Regions from separate parts of the Homo sapiens genome. Here region 2 is linked to region 1. A link is an interaction called in ENCODE POLR2A ChIA-PET data of the cell type or tissue named here. Cell type or tissue: A673. All regions are shown on one strand. Links, peaks and the distances in the headings refer to the core of each region. The heading gives the core; the rest is flanking DNA. Region 1 has its middle 130 kb from the start of STMND1. Region 2 overlaps ATXN1 (ataxin 1).

Region 1 (2,912 bases), core at 145-2,644:
AACGAACGTTTTATTGAATTTTAATTAAATTTAAATGGCCCCATGTATCTGGTGGCTGCTGTAGCAGACAGCACTATTTGGACGTCAACTTTGTCCAGCAGGACAGCTTCTTACTTTAGCAAATTGTCAGTTTCCAAGTTGACTACAGAGCATTACAGTCAAGGGGGGTCAGACCAGATCCTTTTCTTTATGTTTTAATACATCTATTTAAACTTAAAAAAAAATCTGACAGGTAGTAAATGCTACTCCAAATAGTCTCATGGAAAAGACATGGCCCAAGCTGGCAGATAATAATTTTTCACATGTACTAAATATATATATATATATATATATATATATATATATATATATATATATATATTTCTAATTTACTGTAGAAAATATTGGCAATTCATATGTTAAAAGTTTCTTGTCTCCTCTCATAAGAAATGATTGACAGCCTTTAAGTGCTGTCTGTGTCTCTTAAAACAAAAGTGACTGACATTCTTCAAGCAGACACACTTTTCTGCAGCCTTGGATGTGACTTGCTCTCCCTAATGTGAAGGTGGTTTTCAAGCATCCTTGCTGCTTCTTAGGCTTTTAACCCTCTGTGGTCAGACGCCTTGTGGCTGGTAGTTAGAATGAGCCTGTACAGGGAGGCAAGACCCGCCTGAGTGCCACCAGGCCTGCTATGATGAAACAAAGAGGTACTTCAATTCTGAAGGATTTTTTTTTTTAATTTGGGCTGAGTGAAATCTCCAAATTACTAATCTCCAGAGGGGTTTTCTGATTTCCAAACTTTGTTCAGGACTTTAAACTTTCTTTTTGAAACAGGATTAGTGTGGCACTCAGTGAGAGAGATAAAGGGAAGAGGGAGGGAGAAAGGGGGAGAAGAAAGAAAGAAAGAAGAAAAGAAACAGAGAAAGAAAGAAGAAGAAGAAGAAAGAAAGAAAAGAGAGGGGGGAGGGAGAGAGAGAAAGAAAAAGAAAGAAGGAAAGAAAGAAAGAAAAGAGAGGGAGGGAAGGAGAGAGAGAGAAAGAAAGAAAGAGAGAAAGAGGAAGAAAGAAAGAGAAAGAAAAGAGAGGGAGGGAGAGAGAGAGAAAGAAAAGAAAGAAAAGAAAGGGAGGGAGAGAGAAAGAAAGAAAAGAAAAAGAAAGAAAGAAAGGAAAGAAAAGAGAGAGGGGAAGGAAGGAAGGAAAGAAAGAAAGAAAGAAAAAGAAGGAAGGAGAAAGAAAGGAGGGAGGGAAGGAAGGAGGGAGGGGAAGGAAGGAAGGAAGGAAGGAAGGGTAGATGGAAGAGAGGGGAAGGTAGATGGAATAGAGGGAAGAGAGAGAGTAGGAGGAGCAGGAAGAGAGAAAGAGGGAGGAGGAGAGAGACAAAGGGAGAGAAAAACCGAGAGAGAAGAGAGAAAAACATCTGACTTCTTGAGTCAAAGAAGATGCTATCAGAAGGCTGGGCAACCAGGAAGGAGGGAAGGAGTGTGAGAAGGGGCTCGTTTAAGAATAACAGTCTAAAACCAAAGTTCTACCCAGCAAGAATGTGTAAGTACCAAGGAAAACAGCCCTTGGTTTCTGTGACAGTTTTTTCTCTGGATCTGTAGTTAGTTCGTGGCTCTTGACATCAAAGCATAAAACACAGGAAGGATTAAACATTCTCCAAGTGCTCACTGCTTAGCAGCCCCGAGATACAATACTTAGACATCTAACACTTGGACACAGACCCAGGAATCTATGAGAAGTTAGGAGTGACAGGACAGTGGGGGAAAGGAGGTGTTATTCAAAAGGGTTAGGTCAACTGGCCAAACATTTGGAGAAAATAAATATTGCTAAATACTTACACTTTACAACAAAATAAATCCCAGATGGATGAAATATTTGTGTGTTAAAAATAAACAAAAACCCAAACTATGAAAGTGTTGGTAAAAAAGTGGAGTTTCTGGGACAGGAGCATTGTAGGCACTTAATTTCACCAAGCACTGCCAGATTGCTCTCCCGAATGGCTGCCACCCTTCCATTGCAAGTGCAAGAAGGGGTCTGTGCCTCCAAATCCACACCAACATCTGAGATTGTCTAGTTTCTGGTTTCTGCATTCTAATAAGCTCATTAGTGTTTTAAAATGCATTTCTCTGATTACAAGTGAATTTGAACATCTCTTTATACACTTGTTAATTTTGGGAAGTTTCTATTTCCTTTTATTTTATTTTATTTTATTTTATTTTATTTTATTTTGAGATAGAGTATCACGCTGTCACTCAGGCTGGAGTGCAGTGGCATAATCTCGGTTGACTGCAAACTCTGCCTCCTGGGCTCAAGCCATCCTCCCACCTCAGCCTCCCCAGTAGCTGAAACTACAGGTGCAAGCCATCACGCTGGGCTAATTTTTGTATTTCTTGTAGAGACAGAGTTTCACCATGTTTCCCAGGCTGGTCTCGAACTCTTGGGCTCAAATGATCTACCCTCCTCGGCCTCTGAAAGTATTGGGATTACAGGCATGAGCCACTTCGCCCAGCCCTGCATTTTTGTAAAATGCCAGTTTATATTTTTTTGCCAAATTTTTATTAGAGTTTCTGTATTTTTCCGGTTGATGTAAGAAAGTTCCTTGTATGTTCTAGATATCGGTCTCTTGTTAGTTTAGGGTCTGCAAAGATCATTTTACTCTTTGTCATCCACTAACTTTGTCTATGTTCATCTTGGTCGAAGTCCTTCATGTTGGTGCAGTGAGCTTCCTCTCACACAGGTCCCTAAGCAAATGCAGTGTTTGTTGTTTACAGTGGTGGAAGCTGGAGGTGAGCAGTGCGTCCATTCCTGGGAGGGCTATTGGGTGAAATGTGGGGCATGCATACTACCGAGGGCCAAGCAGAAGTTAGTAGCAATGGACCCGAGGCACACTAACATCAAGGAGGGACCCTAAAAATGTAGTCCTGAGCAAAACAT
Region 2 (2,912 bases), core at 220-2,719, 560 kb before region 1:
CTCATGACATCACAGGGCAGAAACGGGAGTTGATAATAACATTCGAGAAGGGGGTCTGGGGCCTTGTGAAATCTCAGTTACTTCGTGTCTCCTTTAAATAAACTATAGTTATTTTAAATAGTGGCCTCACCAAAGCCTGCTTTCACACTGATTTCTCCCATTTCTATATCCATTCCATTATTAAGTATGTTAAAGAAGTATTGTCTTAAATACTTTCCTTCATCAAGTGAGAACCCTGGAAGAAGATGAGAATGAGGAACATGATGAGGATGGTAAAAAAAAAAAAAAAAGTTAACAGTAACTCAGGCCTATCATCTGACAGGCACTAAGTGTGTATCACGTATTTTGTCACTTACAACCTTTTCAGGGTTTTAATGATAAGGAAAGTAAGGATAATGTGGTTAAATAACTTATGCAAATTGAAAAACATTTGACATTTATTTTCTCACAACTAATAAGTAGCTGAAGTAGAACTTGAACCCAAGTGTGTTTAATTCCAATTTTAAAAAACCTGTTTTTTAGAGTTGAGGTCTCTGTCATCCAGGCTGGAGGGTAGTGGCATGTTCTTAGCTCACTGCAGCCTCAATCTCCTGGGTTCAAGCGATCCTCCTGTCTCAGTCTGCTGAGTAGCTGGGACTACATGGATGAGCCATCATGCTTTGCTTAATTCCAAAATTTAATTCTTACCTTGGCACCCAAGAGGGTGTTTGGCACACAGTAGGTGCTTCATAAAAATTGGTGACTGAACAAATAAAAAGAATACATGGGTTCTAAGGTTTAGTCAATCAAATGGTGCAATGAGCCTCATTCTTCACCTAAACTGGTTAAGTATACCTCAGTCATTTAACCTAATAGAAACAGTCATTATAATCAAATAATGTCACAGGATCGATATTTCCTGCTAAGGAATAAATGACTCGGACTTGCTTTGACATTTATTTTCTAAAACTTACTCAGTTTTGCCCCGATATTTATACATCAGCAGGAGATGGTTACCCCGAGAAGCTGCTCTGTTCCACACAATTGCCTTAGCGTCTGTCCTCTTTATGAAACTAAAAAAAAAAAACCACAGTAACTGTAGTTGTTATGAGCACCAACATTTTAAGTCTAATTAAAAATTTGACTTGCTGGCCAGGCACCGTGGCTCATGCCTCTAATCAAAGCACTTTGGGAGGCAGAGGCAGGTGGATCACTTAAGGTCAGGAGTTCAAGACCAGCCTGGCCAACATAGTGAAACACTGTCTCTACTAAAAATACAAAAATTAACCTGGCGTGGTGGCTCACGCCTGTAGTCTCAGCTACTCGGGAGGCTGAGGCAGGGGAATAGCTTGAACCTGGGAGGTGGAGGCTACAGTGAGCTAAGATCGTGCCACTGCATTCCAGCCTGGGCAATAGAGTAAGACTAGGTCTCAAAAAAAAAAAAAAAAAAGAACTCGACTTGCCGTTTATGCAATTTCAAAAGCTGGCTTTTGTAGGTCTAAAATTGTTGTAAGACAATTTTAAAAGCTTCCAGACGTGCAGAATCTGGGGCTCTTCTTTGCCCCCCACCCCACAGCCTCACATGTCTTGGTTTGCGGCTTTTAAACAGCGAGTTCTAGAGAAGTTCCACAAAACTGTGCTCCACCTGCTGGCCTTCTGGGGAAGCTGCGTCTGGGCTGATGATGCTGGTTGCGGGTTGAGCGAAAACAAGGAACAGATTTGAGTTTGTCCAAAGCATGCTTGGTACTTGAAAATTAACCCTTCAAGACTGGGCATGTGTCCAGTGATGCTCTGAAGCTGGCAAAGATGAGCATCAAATCACCAGACGTGCATGGAGAGCATGAGCTGAACGACCGTCGTGATAGGCTTGGCAGAGGATGAAGCAGAGGGTGGCACCGGAGCCCTACCTGGGTGCTGGCACTGCCTCGGCCTCTTGCTTACTATGACGCCGTGTGAATCACAGCATCTAGCGGCCCTCCTTCCCCCTTACTATGACTTCCAATTTTGAAATACTGTGACTCTGCTGTGTACTTAATTGACATCTCTTTCTGAAGGAATTTACAATCCAGTTGATGATGTAAGACCCACTATCATAAGCCAATTAGAGAACCAAACAAGTGCTGAAGGGACCCCTATGGAGGCAGAGAACCTGAAATGAACAGTGAAGACTAAATCTGACTTACAAAGGTGAGGAGCAGGGAGTACATTTCTTTCCTAATGCTTGCACTGGGATTTCTGACGAATACCTCAGAGGCTATGTTGGGCTTTTTCTGATGTAGCGATATTTTGGAGATTATGGTTCAACCAGTGATTTGTCTAAACCTGTTTGAGGATTCTTTCTAACATATCATTCCCTTCCCTACATAAAGATAATATGCAAAAAATCCAAAAGGGTGCAATCATTTGTTTTACTAGAATCTTCTTTATGTTCTAAAGTCTTAATCATGCATTTCTTTCAAATTGTGAGCCTCCAATGAACTACAAGCTTGTCAGAATTACATCTATTCAGGTCATATACAACATCCGTGGAGCAAAGTGAATTTGAAGTTAAGTCTCCTCTTAGTGTAGCAGTACGTATTTTGAATGAGAACGGCCAGTGCTAAAGATGGAAAATAGGTGGGTGGCCAGGCACAGTGGCTCACGCCTGTAATCCCAGCTCTTTGGGAGGCCAATGCAGGCGGATCACTTGAGGCCAGGAGTTTGAGACCATCCTGGCCAACATGCTGAAACCACGTCTCTACCAAAAATACAAAAATTAGCCGTGTGTAGTAGCACATGCCTGTAGTTTCAGCTACTTGGGAGGCTGAGGCAGGAGAATTGCTTGAACCTGGGAGGCGGAGGTTGCAGTGAGCTGAGATCACACCACGGCACTCCAGCCTGGGTGACAGAGTGAGACCTCTGTGTCAAAAAAAAAAAAAAAAAAAAGAAAAGAA

What was found. Peaks named below come from ENCODE experiments on the same cell type or tissue, not always from the same donor. Only the 100,000 strongest peaks of a DNase experiment are listed, where the experiment ranks them.
Region 2: POLR2A ChIA-PET joins it to region 1 with 11 read pairs; 1 of 35 experiments calls an interaction of 5 or more read pairs at or near these places.

The regions. Positions count from the first base shown.
Region 1 is chr6:16,968,787-16,971,698 of GRCh38, forward strand. No RefSeq gene overlaps it. Among named protein-coding and RNA genes, the nearest start is that of STMND1, 130 kb to the right of the region's middle. In A673, for the core only: no CTCF peak of the experiment used is centred there; a DNase peak (open chromatin) is centred at 1,585; H3K4me3 peaks cover 342 bases; H3K27ac peaks cover 1,339 bases.
Region 2 is chr6:16,408,242-16,411,153 of GRCh38, forward strand. The region is part of intron 6 of ATXN1 (ataxin 1); the gene reads right to left. Among named protein-coding and RNA genes, the nearest start is that of GMPR, 170 kb to the left of the region's middle. In A673, for the core only: CTCF peaks have their summits at 1,641 (motif pointing left) and 1,845; DNase peaks (open chromatin) are centred at 1,630 and 1,980.